5 separate regions of the Homo sapiens genome follow, and all the other regions are linked to region 1. Evidence: chromatin contacts called from ENCODE Hi-C or POLR2A ChIA-PET data. All regions are on one chromosome and are shown on one strand. Each heading gives the region's core, a stretch centred on a gene start or an enhancer-like site at or near the end of the contact. The rest is flanking DNA. Distances are from core to core; before and after follow the strand shown. Region 1 holds the start of DEF6 (DEF6 guanine nucleotide exchange factor). Region 2 overlaps FKBP5 (FKBP prolyl isomerase 5). Region 3 overlaps FKBP5 (FKBP prolyl isomerase 5). Region 4 overlaps FKBP5 (FKBP prolyl isomerase 5). Region 5 holds the start of FKBP5 (FKBP prolyl isomerase 5).

What was found. A loop is a pair of places that touch in the nucleus more often than their neighbours do. ChIA-PET counts read pairs that join two places held with the same protein, here RNA polymerase II (POLR2A). Pooled maps may share reads with other maps.
Region 2: a map of PC-9 shows a loop between it and region 1 (12-fold over the local background). The contact joins the enhancer-like site here to the promoter of DEF6 in region 1. A Hi-C loop is called at or near these places in 4 of 168 maps with a recorded cell type or tissue (B cell, MCF 10A, PC-9 and 1 more), 2 of 37 single-sample maps with no recorded cell type and 10 of 50 pooled maps. POLR2A ChIA-PET finds 5 or more read pairs at or near these places in 3 of 52 experiments (B cell, H1 and activated CD4-positive, alpha-beta T cell).
Region 3: a loop to region 1 is called in a pooled map, with 2.8 times the contacts of the local background. The contact joins the enhancer-like site here to the promoter of DEF6 in region 1. A Hi-C loop is called at or near these places in 3 of 50 pooled maps. POLR2A ChIA-PET finds 5 or more read pairs at or near these places in 3 of 52 experiments (T-cell, activated CD4-positive, alpha-beta T cell and activated naive CD4-positive, alpha-beta T cell).
Region 4: a pooled map shows a loop between it and region 1 (2.3-fold over the local background). The contact joins the enhancer-like site here to the promoter of DEF6 in region 1. A Hi-C loop is called at or near these places in 3 of 50 pooled maps. POLR2A ChIA-PET finds 5 or more read pairs at or near these places in 4 of 52 experiments (CD4-positive, alpha-beta memory T cell, H1, activated CD4-positive, alpha-beta T cell and 1 more).
Region 5: a pooled map shows a loop between it and region 1 (5-fold over the local background). The contact joins the promoter of FKBP5 here to the promoter of DEF6 in region 1. A Hi-C loop is called at or near these places in 1 of 168 maps with a recorded cell type or tissue (naive thymus-derived CD4-positive, alpha-beta T cell), 1 of 37 single-sample maps with no recorded cell type and 8 of 50 pooled maps. POLR2A ChIA-PET finds 5 or more read pairs at or near these places in 1 of 52 experiments (CD4-positive, alpha-beta T cell).

Annotation. Positions count from the first base shown.
Region 1 is chr6:35,296,479-35,299,178 of GRCh38, forward strand. It overlaps DEF6 (DEF6 guanine nucleotide exchange factor), which reads left to right and starts at 1,340. Exons shown (of 11, transcript NM_022047.4): 1 at 1,340-1,474. The coding sequence starts at 1,379.
Region 2 is chr6:35,582,657-35,585,356 of GRCh38, forward strand. All of the region lies in intron 8 of FKBP5 (FKBP prolyl isomerase 5), which reads right to left. Among named protein-coding and RNA genes, the nearest start is that of LINC03135, 40 kb to the left of the region's middle. Within about 2 kb of position 1,360, at least 9 of the 41 ENCODE cell types and tissues checked have a DNase peak (open chromatin) inside an H3K27ac peak, as active enhancers do.
Region 3 is chr6:35,668,288-35,670,987 of GRCh38, forward strand. The region is part of intron 1 of FKBP5 (FKBP prolyl isomerase 5); the gene reads right to left. Among named protein-coding and RNA genes, the nearest start is that of MIR5690, 4.8 kb to the left of the region's middle. Within about 2 kb of position 1,289, at least 8 of the 41 ENCODE cell types and tissues checked have a DNase peak (open chromatin) inside an H3K27ac peak, as active enhancers do.
Region 4 is chr6:35,605,021-35,607,720 of GRCh38, forward strand. The region is part of intron 5 of FKBP5 (FKBP prolyl isomerase 5); the gene reads right to left. It also overlaps the pseudogene RPL36P9. Among named protein-coding and RNA genes, the nearest start is that of MIR5690, 58 kb to the right of the region's middle. Within about 2 kb of position 1,276, at least 8 of the 41 ENCODE cell types and tissues checked have a DNase peak (open chromatin) inside an H3K27ac peak, as active enhancers do.
Region 5 is chr6:35,687,511-35,690,210 of GRCh38, forward strand. It overlaps FKBP5 (FKBP prolyl isomerase 5), which reads right to left and starts at 1,405. Exons shown (of 11, transcript NM_004117.4): 1 at 1,294-1,405. RefSeq lists enhancers at 345-414, 435-524 and a silencer at 785-1,634.

The sequences.
Region 1 (2,700 bases), core at 90-2,589:
CAGCTCTGGGGGTGCCCACCTAGGTGCCTAGGACTGTGCTGTGGGATTTCAAAGCCACAATCAGACCCCACTGAAAAGTGAGTTGGTGAGACCAGATCAGCTCCAGGGGGAAGAAGGGATACAGGGGAAGGCACTTGATGGGAAGAAGCTCTGGGTTTGACTCTGCCTACACAGGAACATTGCAGGGATTGGTGGTGCCTCTTTTCCTCTCTCTGCTGTGATGGATATGCCCCAACCCCTTCCTGCCTCCTAGGATTGGAACCCCCTCCTCTGATCCAGGCATCCTCTCCCAGGATGCCTAGAAAGCTCCCATTTACTCTTGCCACCAGCTCCTTGGGAAGAGAGGGGCGGGGGCGTGCTTCCAGGCAGGAGGTATTCCCAGCACCTTACTTGGAGGGATTTTTATTTGGCTTAGGGGGTAGGGGGAGGTGTCTTAGAATTGGCCTGAGCAGATGTCTTCAACATCTGTGACCACCATTCCTGGTGTGGGCGTGTCCCAGTCCTTTTGGACACTGGATCTGAAGAAAGGAAGCACTGACATGGAGGGCCCTGAATCCCAAGCCTGCTGCTGCTGGGACCCTTAAAGTTGAGGTGCACCACAAGGCTCACCCCCATGTGTTTCAGGAAGTTTCCAGTGTCTTCAGGGCTACTGGGGCTAGAGTGGGCAGTGCTCTGAGTACCGTTTAGAGCCAGTGCTGAGGGGATAGGGAGCCAGCAAGTCAAGTGCCACATCCTGACCTGGAGAGGTGCCCTGGCCCATTTCCTTCTCCAGCTTTGTGATGTTGCCTTTGTTTCCTTCCACTTGGATGGAGTCCCACCACCATGGTAATGTTAAGTAGCACCAAAAGCTCTACCCAGAGCCTACTATGTGCTTTACGTCCATTCTCAGACATTCTTACAACACGGAGGCATTTTTCCTGCTTTACAAATGAGGAAACTGCTCAAGGAGGTTAAGTAACTTACCCAAGGCCTCCTATGTTGAACTAGGACTGGACCTTTACTCTGTCTGACCCCAATATCAGGATGAGCTTGCTTTTTCCCTCAGCAAGCTGCGTCTGGGAGCCCTGGAAGGCTCCAGAAGCCTCCGGGTCTGAGGAGGCTTCTAAAAGGGCCTCACATGCCCCGGGAGCCACGTGGATACAGAACGAGGGTTCCCGCTCTCGGAGAGTTGGTCCCCAGTTCCCATGCAGGGAGTGGAGCCTCTGAGCACTGCCAGAACAACAGGCAGGGTTCTCGACAGCACAGAGCCTCACGCAATGTGCAGGCAGGTGGTGCTCTCGCTCCACCACGGCACCTCTGCGGTCTCTGCAGCCGTTTGCATTTCCTGAAACCGGATCTTAGTGTCAGAGCCGCCCCCAGCCGGGCGGGCGCCTCAGCCATGGCCCTGCGCAAGGAACTGCTCAAGTCCATCTGGTACGCCTTTACCGCGCTGGACGTGGAGAAGAGTGGCAAAGTCTCCAAGTCCCAGCTCAAGGTGAGGGGCACCCGGGACCCGGGGGAGGACGGCAGATGCACCACACCAGCCCCTGCCGCCTGGGAGCCAGGTGTGGACACTGTGCCACTCCAGGGGCACCCAGCCATCCAGCGTCCCGGGCCTGGGGTCGGGGGGCTGGTCCTGGGTAACTGGGCCAACGTAGCCTGGTAGATGCCGCTGCCCACCCTCCAGAGACCTAGTGAAGTGTGTGCAGAAACCTTGCGCAGAACTGGGCCCCACAACTGGAGGCCAGGAGGTTCTGAGGGCCATTATGGGGTTCTGAGGGCCAGGAGCCAGGCCACATCCCAGACTCTGTGTGATGAGCACACACACCTCCACAGAGTCATGCTTGGGCACGCAGTGTGCTCTTTCTTGCTGCTTCCTCCTGACTTTCAAGAGAAACAGTTAGCCAGTGCTTGGCAGTCATTTCCTCTGGAGCTGAGAGAGGCATAAAGGGGCCGCCCCCAGTCCCAAACCTGTCTGGCCTGTCTAACCCTGCCCGCCAGGTGGGACAGAGCTGCGGAGTGGGTGAGGACTGAGGACCCTATTATACTGCTACGCAGCTCACCCCCCTATCCACCACACATATCAGGTTGGGAAACTTACCTTAGGCCTTGAGACCTCAGGTAGGGAAGGGGGAGAATCTAAGCCCAGGAAAATCCCAATCAATGATTGTCCTGAAGTCAATCATCTGGCCTAGACAATTTCTGGGAGGCCAAGGAGTTTTTCTCTCTCTTCCTCTAGTCCTCCAGTAGTGCTGCCTTCCCTACCCTAGTTAGTGGGGAGGAAGCAAGGCCCTCAGCCACTAGAATCAGCGAACACTGGGGGAAAGGAGCAAGGTAGGCCTCAGCTCTCTAGGACCTGCCATAGGGGTGCCTTCGTTCACTCTGCAAGTACTTGAGTGCCCCTCGTGAGGCTCTGTGCCTGGCATGTGGCTAGGCACTAAACTGGTGTCTCCCTGCCCCATCCTCCAAAGGAGACGTGTGGTCTCAAGGAAACCTCCATTCTTAATGACCGAGGTAGAGGGTGCTGGATACCTGAGAGATGAATGGGACAGAACAGTTATTGTGCCCCACCACCGTTCCAACCCCCTACTTTACTGAACTTGGATGTGAGGAACTTGAATATCCCAAACTGGTCCTATGTTAAATTCCTTACCTGGATTTGTGAGCATCTAATAGATGATTTCACTCCCCCAGGAAGGAGAGCCCACTACTATCTTTTGT
Region 2 (2,700 bases), core at 110-2,609, 290 kb after region 1:
CTGTGGCAGCCCAAGCTAAGACAATACTTAAATTTTGTCATAGTCTTAGGCCTACCACTCCTTTTTTGGATGCTACAAAAAAAAAAGAATAAAGTCCTCACCAGTTTCAGGTCGGCATTTTCTTTCTGTCACTGCCTTTTCTCTTGCTGGTCTTTGAGGACAGGCAGCATTGTCCTCTCCCTTTTGGAATATTCAGGGTTTAGCACCAAGAGGTCTTTAATAAAGGTTTGTTGAGTAAATATTGAAATCAAAGGAATGTAAATATGGAATCAAGACTTTTTCTAAAGTGGTGTGGTGGCTCACGCCTATAGTCCCAGCACTTTGGGAAGCTGAGGCAGGAGGATCTCTTAAGTCCAGGAGTTCGAAGCTGCAGTTAGCTATGCTTGTGCCACTGCACTCCAGCCTGGGTGACAGAGTAAGACCCTCTCTCTCTAAAAACAATACCAACAACAAAACCTTTTGCTATCATTGGGAGCAAAAAATGTGTGGGTGGAAATGAAAAGTGTTGTTTCACTGAGATGAGATAGGAAGGACAGGCATTTCCCCTGTCATGCCTCATTTCTTCATCCTCTCTCCTCCTCCCTCTCTAATGCATTGATTAACTTAACTTTTCTGATTATCTCCTAATATATTGTATAGGGAAAGAAAAGAAGAGCCAGGGAGGACAAAAACCTAGATCTTAACATTTCAATAAGTTCTGAATAATCAGAATGGTAGAAGGCCATGGTAAAACAAAACAAAACACAAAAAACAGGTATTAGACTTCTTAATAGTTCCTTCACATAGGGCATTTTAATTTTTTGAAAGCTCTTGCATATATATCATGTAACTTTATTTAGACTTCAACTTCCAATTAGCGAAAAGTCTGTCTTGTACTCCCTGCTTCTGAGGTACTAAAGCAGTTCTCAACTGGGGGGTGATTTTGCCCCCCAGGGAACACCTGGCAGGTCTGGAGGCATTTTTAGTTGTCATAACTGGGTAGGATGCTACTGGCATCTAATGGGCAGAGGCCAGGAATGCTGCTAAATATTCTACAATGCACAAGACAGCCCCACACAATCAAGAATTATCCCACTCCAAATGTTGATAGTACTGAGGTTGAAAAATTCTGCACTAAAGGAAAGAGATGAAAGACAGGGTGGACTCTTCTTAGGAATTTTTTTTAAAACATCAAATCCTAGAGTCATAAACGGCTTGTTTCTAAATCACATTACTGGTATCTTGGAACAGCAAGGGTGGTGAAAATATAGCAAAGCCCGATTTATCTGAAGAGTTTAGAGGTTGAACAATTCTCCTCAACTAGTTTGTTTTAGAAATGCTTTCTTCCCAGGAGAAGCACAAGGGGGCGCAAGAATCCCACATCACTTCAGTGTTCTTAGCCTTCTTGCCACTCTGCTGCCAAGTCAGAAAAAAGAAAAACACTGACCAGGTGTGAGTTAATGCTCCTGTCCTGCAGAACACTGTCAGCTATGAGGGCAAAAATCGTGTCTGTTTAACTCGCTTGCACAATGCCTGGCTTAATATTATGCTGTTACCTGTACTTAATAATTATTTTCAGAGCCAAATAGAGTTCTCTATTTTTCTTCTCTTTAGTATTCAGAGGTTGAAATGAGGACTTTACATCTTCAATGGCAAAATCATTCCCACTTAAAAGCTGAGTACAATTCAATCCTACTCAGGAGAGAGGCTTTACCCATTTAGGTATAAACCAAACCAACAGATCAATGGAAACAGAATTCCAATATGCAGATGGCATGAAATACAGATCTTTAGTTCAGCCCATCTCTGCTCTCACCTACACATCTGGACTCTGTGCAAATGCATAACATGCCAAGTCAGACACCCTGGAAAGACAAGGCCCGGGAGGGCAGTATGGCAGATTGAAACCTGCCCTGAGTTGGGAAGGGAATATGTACAGGAAACTATCTACTAACCATTTTGAAGTTTTACAGCTAACGCTAGGACTACTGCTGGGATCTTTTACCTATAATTATAAAGGTGCCTCCAGGGAAGTTTTTAGTGGTACAAAATGTTCAGAGACATTCTGGGAGAAAAGTCTCAGGTCAGTGGTTTTGAACCTTTCATTAATTTTTCCCCAATGGACTAATGTTTTGAAAAATTTTGCCTATCAAATTCCATGTTAAAAATAATTTTTTCCATGTGTGTGACTGCTGATCCAGATTTTATCCAAAGATTGGTAATTTTAAGTAGGTTCATAATAGTATCACTCTTGCAGTTGTGATGCTGATAAGCAACAAAGTTAAGTAACTGTACAGACACTCATTGCTTTCTGCTACTGATCACTAATTCTGGCCATCTCTCTGTATATATTCAGAACACAGCTATATGACAGATGGCTTCATAACATTATTTCATTACCAATAATGTTCTCCAAAATTCTGTATCATAGCACCGATTAGAGCCTCTGAATAGCTGAGCTGTTTTACTACACTGAATCGATATAATTCTAGTCAAAGGCCAAAAGCCTCAAATCTTCCCAAACTGTTAATATTCTATTTGGAAGTATTGAGGAAATATATAAAATATAGTTAAGGATTTTTATGGACTTCGGAAATATAGAAAATACTGTTAAGGACTCACGATCTTAAGAAATTTTGTAGAAACATTTTTCCCTCTAGTGTATTATGTATTTGGATATACAAATAACCCACTTGGAATCTTACTTGAATAGTTTAGAAG
Region 3 (2,700 bases), core at 39-2,538, 370 kb after region 1:
CTCTGGGAAGCCCTGCTTCTCCCTCTTAGGCTAGGCCCAGTGTCCATTTTTTGCCAGTCAGTGCTTTCTATCCCTTTGGCTACCACAACAGTTCAGGGGTAAACACACAACCCTAACAGACCAAAACCAAAATCAATCCTGAAAAGAGTCTAATTTTAATGAAACTATTAAATTGATTATAATTAAGTGACATGTAATACAGCTAAAAATCCTTTTAAAAACTTTGTAATAAATGGAATTTTCACTTAATGTGGCCCCTAAATGTTCTGTGTGACTACAATTTCATATCATAAAACTGGAATGGAATAGTTATAAGTCACCTCTTTTGTTGTTTTTTTTCTTCTTTTTTTTGTATTATTATACTTTAAGTTTTAGGGTACATGTGTTTTGTTTTGTTTGTTATTATTATACTTTAAGTTTTAGGGTACATGTGAAGTCACCTCTTTTGTTAAAATGCACAACAATAAAACAACAAAATATAATGACACAATTTCCATTTCTAAGAAACTATCAGAACTTCATGATTGTCTTAAAGAATTAGAATGTTAAATTCCTATCAATCACATCCTGTTAAAATACTAAGTATAGAAACAGTAAGAAAATGCAGCTCAACCAAGCATATACATTAGTCATATTTCCTCTGATAATTTTTTTTTATAACTTCAAAACTAAAGACTCCTGTAGGAAGTATTTTATAAGGAACCTAAAATGAAACAATATCTAAGAAAACACTTGAGATGCAATTAACTTTTCAAAAAAAGTTTGATCAATTAATCATTTTCTTCTCAACTCTAAGAAAGCTATAGACTGTATTAATAAATCACAGGAAAACAAAGTTAAATTCAGTGTATGAAAACAGAAGTTAACCATTAGAACTCCCTAAGACTGAAATAGGCTATCCTGTAAAACAGGGACCTCCTCTTCCTTGGAACTAAGCTAAAACTAAAACTCTGGAATTCTCTGGAAATAAGACATCCTTGAGGAATTCAATTGATGTGCCAGCTGTTTTGTTTCTTGAAAGAATATAGCTGAATACATACAATAATCTGTTGCCTTTTTTTCTAGCATTGCACAATATTCCTGGCCTACAATGCACATACTGTATCTATTATCATATTTAAGCATCTGATATGAATCCTTAATATTCATCTCTAATTAAATACATACATATTTCAGTTTTCAAAAGAGCATGGTTTTCAGTAAAGTATCATATATATGTTTTCCACAGTCTAAATACAATACATTTCCTGAACTTTTAGCTTTCAGTTTCCTGTTCGTCAGTGGCTACAGCTCTAGAGGCAATACATAAACACACCCCAGCCATGGTATTTCCACTTTTGACAACAGTGGACATGAACTTAATATGACCAATATAATTACAATGCATAGAATGGTACCTGATGGCTAAGACAGCAACAGAAGAAATTCAATAATTTTCAAAATTAGAAATATAAATTATGTTCCATATGTAAGAATTCACATAACAAACCTCTTATAACTTATGACTCAGAAAAAGTTTCTCTCTTCTGAAAAATTGAAAAAGCTTTCTTTACTGGACAATAACTATAAAAGTCACCCTGTTTCCTTTTTTCTCTTGCTTGCCAGGAAGCTCAGAGCTAAATTTAATGTTCAAACACAGAAACTATCTTGCCTCAGATTACTGGTATAAAGATTTCTTCCCATTCCCCCATTCTGCTCATTATTTCTCAAGTGATTTATGCTCATTTTCTGTCTTTGTTTTTAATGGTCTTTGCCTGTTTTGCTTTAATCACAAACTATCAAATCCTTTTCAATGAATAGGTTAATATAAATTATAAATTAAAGAAAACTTAATGACCTTAGTTTGTATCTTCACATCACTGCATAACTTGTTAATGCAATTTATAAAAAATGAAGGTTCTAAAAGGTATCTTTGCTGTTTTAGAGTTAATTATTTCACATGAATCATGATTCACGATTCACTTTTAGAAAAGCCAATGACAATTTTTTTAAATAAAAGAATGATAGAATGAAACAAGGATCAAAACTTAAAATTACTAAATTAGAGACACAGAATTAGGAGGATTCAAAATTTTTTAATGTTTTAAATTTACTAACAAAATTGGTCTGGCAAAGCTAGATAACTATCATAAAAAATTAACTTACATAAAGTGTATTAAATTCTCAGTGGGCACGGTGGCTCATGCCTGTGATCCTAACACTTTGGGAGGCTGAGGCGGGTGGATCACTTGAGGTTAGAAGTTCGCCCTGGCCAATATGGTGAAACCCCGACTCTACTAAAAATACAAAAAAAAATTAGCCGGGTGTGGTGGTGGGCACCTGTAATCCCAGCTACTCGGGAGGCTGAGGCACAAGAATCGCTTGAACCTGGGAGGCGGAGGTTGCAGTGAGAAAAGATCGTGCCACTGCACTCCAGCCTGGGCAACAAAGCAAGACTCCATCTCAAAAAAAAAAAAGAAAGAAAAGAAAAGAAAAGAAAAACTCATATACTGCTATCTGTGTCATTAGCTGCAGAGTAGACAACAGGTATAAAAATATTGAAATAGCCTAGGAATCTAAGAAAAAGGGAAAAAACTCAGTCACATATTTAAAAAATATAAATGCACACATACACATGAAAATATCTCATATATGGTAATACCAAAGTTTGTTAAATGGAGGTAAAAGCAAAGTATTAATGAAATTAATAAGCCAGGTGCA
Region 4 (2,700 bases), core at 26-2,525, 310 kb after region 1:
GATCCACGTGCCTCGGCCTCCCAAAGTGCTGGGATTACAGGCGTGAGCCACCGTGCCCGGCCCGTGTTTTCTTATTTTTTAAAACAATTTTTGCTCAATTGATGAAGTTTTCCTTGTTCCTCTATTTCCCCACTCCACATGGGGTGATTTGGAAATTCTACATGCTATTCTTACTAGTACTTTCCATTAAAGTCTGAACAAATCATTTAAAGATATATATATATACCTCTTTATCAATGTTCAGAATCAATCAGCATAAAGCATTCAATAAAATCCAACATCCCTTCATTATAAAAAACCCTCAATAAACTAAGCATCAAAGGAACATACTTCAAAATAATAAGAGCCACCTATGACAATATCTTTTTTTTTTTTTTTTTTTTTTTTTTTTTTGAGACAAGGTCTTATTCCATTGCCCAGGCTGGAGTGCAGTGGTGCAACCATAACTCACCGAAGCCTGTATCACCCAGGCTCAAGTGATCCTCCTGCATCAGCCTCCCAAGTAAGCTGGGACTACAGGTGCATGCCACTATGTGTGGCTAATTTTTTTTATTTTTAGTAGAGACAAGGTTTCACTATGCTGCCCAGGCTGGTCTTGAACTCCTAGGCTCATGCAATCCTCCTGCCTCGGCCTTCCAAAGTCTTGGGATTACAGGTGTGAACCACTGCACCCAGCCGTCAATATCATACTGAACGGGCAAAAGTTGGAAGCATTCCGCCTAAGAACTGGAAAAAAACAGGGTGTCCACTCTTAACAACTCCTATTCAGCATGGTACTGAGCCACAGCAATCAGTATGCGGCAAGTCCTAGCCTGAGCAATCAGGCAAGAGAAAGAAATAAAAGGCATCCAAATAGGAAACCAGACGTCTACCTCTCACCATATACAAAAACAAACTCAAGATGGATTAAAGGCTTAAATGTAAGGCCTGAAACTATATAAATCCTAGAAGAAAAGCTAGAAAATACTCTTCTGGACATTGCCTAGGCAAATAATTTATGATTAAGTCCCCAAAATCAAATGCAACAAAAAGAAAAACTGACAGTTGGGACCTAATTAAAGAGCTTCAGCACAGCAAAATAAGCTATCAACGAAGCAGATGGACAAACTACAGAATGGGAGAAAACATTTGCAAATTATGCATCTGACAAAGGACTAATATCCAGAAAAGAACTTAAACAAATCAACAAGAAAAAAGCAAATAGCCCCATTAAAAAGTAGGCAAAGGACACGAAGAAGCAGCCAACGAACATGAAAAAATGCCGAACATCACTAATCATCAGAGAAATGCAAATCAAAACCACAATGAGATACCATCTCACAACTGAGTCAGAATGACTATTAATAAAAAGTCAAGGCCGGGCGCTGTGACTCATGCCTTTAATCCCAGCACTTTGGGAGGCCGAGGCAGGCAGATCATGAGGTCAGGAGATCGAGACCATCCTGTCTAACACGGTGAAACCCCGTCTCCACTAAAAATATTTTAAAAAATTAGCCGGGCGTGGTGGTGGGCGCCTGTAGTCCCAGCTACTCGGGAGGCTGAGGCAGGAGAATGGCGTGAACCTGGGAGGCGGGAGTTGCAGTGAGCCAAGATCGCGCCACTGCACTCCAGCCTGGGCAACAGAATGAGACTCCGTCTCAAAAAAAAAAAAAAAAAAAAAAAAAAAAAAAAAAAAAGTCAAAAAAGAACAGATGTTGGCAAGGTTGTGGAGAAAAGGGAATGCTTAAACAGTGTTGATGAGAATGGAAATTAGTTCAGCTCCTGTGGAAAGCAGTTTTGGAAATTTCTCGAAGAACTAAAAATCAAAGTACCATTTGACCCAGCAATCCCATTACTGGGTATACAACCAAAGGAAAATAAATCGTTCTATCAGAAAGATAGCTGGCATTTACACTGACATGTTTACTGCAGCATTGTTTGTGTGTTTGTTTGTTTTTTGAGACAGAGTCTCACTCTGTTGCCCAGGCTGGACTGCAGTGGCAGAATCTCAGCTGACTACAACCTCCACCTCCCAGGTTCAAGCAATTCTGCCTCAGCCTCCCAAGTAGCTGGGACTACAGGCGCCCACCACCACACCCAGCTAATTTTTGTATTTTTAGTAGAGGCAGGGTTTCACCATGTTGGCCAGGCTGGTCTTGAACTCCTGACCTCAAATGATCCACCCACCTCAGCCTCCCAAAGTGCTAGGATTACAGGCATGTGCCACCACGCCCAGCCTGTTTTGTTTTGAGACAGGGTCTCGCTTTGTTGCCCAGGTTAGACTGCAGTGGTATAAATGTGACTCAAATGATCCTCCCACTACAGCCTCCTGAGTAGCCGGCACTACAGGCATGCACCACCATGCTTGGCCTTTTTTTTTTTTCTGTAGAAATGGGGTCTTACTATGTTGCCCAGTTTGGTCTTAAACTCCTGGGCTCAAGTGACCATCCCACCTTGGCCTCCCAAAGTGCTGGGATTACAGGCATGAGCCACACACAGCACTTACTCTTAAGCACAGTTATATTCTTAATAGCAAAGACACGGAGTCAACCTAGGTGTCCATCAATGGTGGATTGGATAAAAATGTGGGCTTCCTTCTGCCACGGCCACCATTGGAGAGCAGCGGCCATGGCTCTGTGCTGCCCTATGGCCATGGGCCTCAACAAGGGCCACAAGGTGACCGAGAACATGAGGACGCCCAGGCACAGCCGCTGCTGCAGG
Region 5 (2,700 bases), core at 155-2,654, 390 kb after region 1:
GGTGGATAGAATCCCAGACTATTAAAAATACTTAACCAAAATATGCTTTAACTTTTCCCTTGTCCACAATCTAACAAAATGGGAAGACAATGAAAATAAACACTCCTGTCTACACTCAGAGAGGCAAAGAAAGCTCCCATTCAGTAGTAAGCCTTATTCCACTGGAAAACATACTCCTGAAAAGTAAATCCAAAACCACGAGCTCAAACTGCTTCATGCAGAATTTACTGAACGGCGGCCAAACGCTGAACACACTGTCCTGAACCACACTGAAGGGTATCTACAATTCTGCATCTCCGCTTACAACTTGAAACTTACTACGCTTTCGCCACCACTGCAGAACCCGATTTTAGAGACTACGATGGTCCTGCCGGTTCGTTAATCGAAGAAAGCCACTCTGCACCCTGACGCTCGTAGTGTCTTTTTGGTAATACTGGTTTTTGACTCTTATACTGTGACCGGTGCACCTTTTTGGACGACCAATAAGGCGGAAGACGTTTTCACGTCCCAGAACAGAAGAGCATAAGGAGCCCTGGCACAGCGTTCAGCCGCTTCGGTATGGCCTGGGAGTGACGCGGATCACCTGTTAGACGGCGCTGCGCGGACTCCTCCACAAGCGGCCGACAGCGGCGATGCGGTTCCCCAACGCTTGTCCCGAGGCGGCAGGTGAAGGCGGGGACCGCCCGTCCACACCCGGAGCGCGGCCACCCCGCCACCATCCCCTTCACAGCCCCGCCAGGTGGGCGAATCCGCCCCGCGCCCGCGGCGTCCCGGCGCTCGGCTCGCCCTGGGGTCCGGTTGTCCCGGCGCCCGGACCCGAAAGCGAAGTTTGGCTCCCGCCCGCAGCGGTGCCGGCTGAGGGTCCGGCCGCCTGTCCGGGGAGAGCCGGGGGCCAGAGACCGGAGGCGGAGCGGGACCTGTCATCCCGGGCGGGAAACAAAAGCCCAGTGAGGACGGGCGGGCGCGACCCGCCTCGCCTCTGCCGGGAGAGGCCGGCGGGGGCGGAGAGCGGCGCCCGCGGTCACTAGTCTCCGCGCCTCCCGCGGGGAGCACCGGCCCCGCGGCCCCTGGGGCGCGGCGAGGGGCGCCGCAGTGGGGCCGAGGCCTCCCGCGCGCTCCCCTCGAGGCTTCCGGACCCCGCTCCCCCGCGACACGCGGCTCCTGGGCTGCGAAGCCGCGTGGGGGTGGGAGCTGAGGCAGCGAGTGCGACCGCGGCGGGACCTGGAAGGAGGGCGTTCGGCTCCCGGGGCGCCGCGGCCGGCCGCCCCATCTCCGTGGCCATGGCGCCGGTACCTGTCGCCGCGGGGGCTCGCCGACTCCGTCACTCTCCGCCTTGCCCGTGCTCCGCTAACCCTTCAGCCCGCCCAGCAGGCCGCCCGCGCGCCGGACACCGCCGCCCGAGACTGGCAGCGCCCGCGAGCCGGCCCGAATCCCCGGGGCAGCGCCCGGCGCCGTCCCGCCCCAGCCGGCCGCAGGACCCGCCTTCCATAGGGCCCCGGGGCTGTCAGTCCGCCCCCAAAAGGCGCGCGGGCTGTCGATCCGCCTGTCCGGATTGGTGGCCGCGCGCCGTCCATGCAAATGAGGCCCCGCCCCCATCATTTGCTCCTCCACCTCCCCACGCCAGCCCACGTGTCTGGCCCTTGCCCTTTGTGGGGGCCATAGAGAAGGGATGGTGGAAACTGACACCCCCTCACATCTCTTACCTCCCGAGAAATTAATGCCTAAGCAAGCTAGTTGACTTCCCATCTGTATCGTCTCTCTGAAGGCACTGCCCCTCCTATCTGTCCACAGGGCCTACCTAGAGGCCGGAGAGGGGCAGGCCAGGCTGTTTGTTAGGTCAGCTGGCCAGGTTAGCCCTAGGAAGCAACCCCATTAAGTCTAAGATGCCCAGTCGGGACTGGGGAAATCCCACCTCGAGAACCAATTTAGCAGATATCACCTCCCTCTGGACACCCAGTGACTGTAAAGACCATACTTTCTCTTGGCTTGCTACCTTTCAAGCAGGAGATCCCAGGAGATTAAAACAGGAAGAGGCCTTACGGCTGAGTTCGGCCAGGTGGGGTGGCTCACGCCTGTAATCCCAGCACTTTGGAAGGCCGAGGTGGGCGGACCACGAGGTCAAGAGATCGAGACCATCCTAGCCAACATGGTGAAACCCCGTCTCTACTAAAAATACAAAAATTAGCTGGGCTTGGTGGCGCGCGCCGTCCCAGCTACTCGGGAGGCTGAGGTAGGAGAATCGCTTGAACCTGGGAGGCAGAGGTTGTAGTGAGTCGAGATCACGCCACTGCACTCCAGCCTGGTGACAGAGCAAGACTCCATCTCAAAACAAAAACAAAAACAAAACGGCTGAGTTCTTCCGCCAACTCCGAAAGGTAGACTGCCAACCAGATGGCTACCTCTGAGTTACTCCCATAGAGATGCAGGAGCTGCACCTGGGCCTTAGGGAATCTCTAATCAACTCTCTCATTTTTAAGGAAACAGAAACCTGATGTCCCATAGCTAGTTACACGTGGGACCTAATAGTTACCTATGGAAACCTAATATCCCATAGCCAGATTAGAACTCATGTCTCCTGGCTCCAAACCTGCTCTCTTTGCACTATACTGCATTCAAACATTTATGAAGAGCCTCGTCCAGAAATCGCCATGCTGCCTTCAAGAGATGATGCCTGGGCGCCGGGCGCGGTGGCTTACGCCT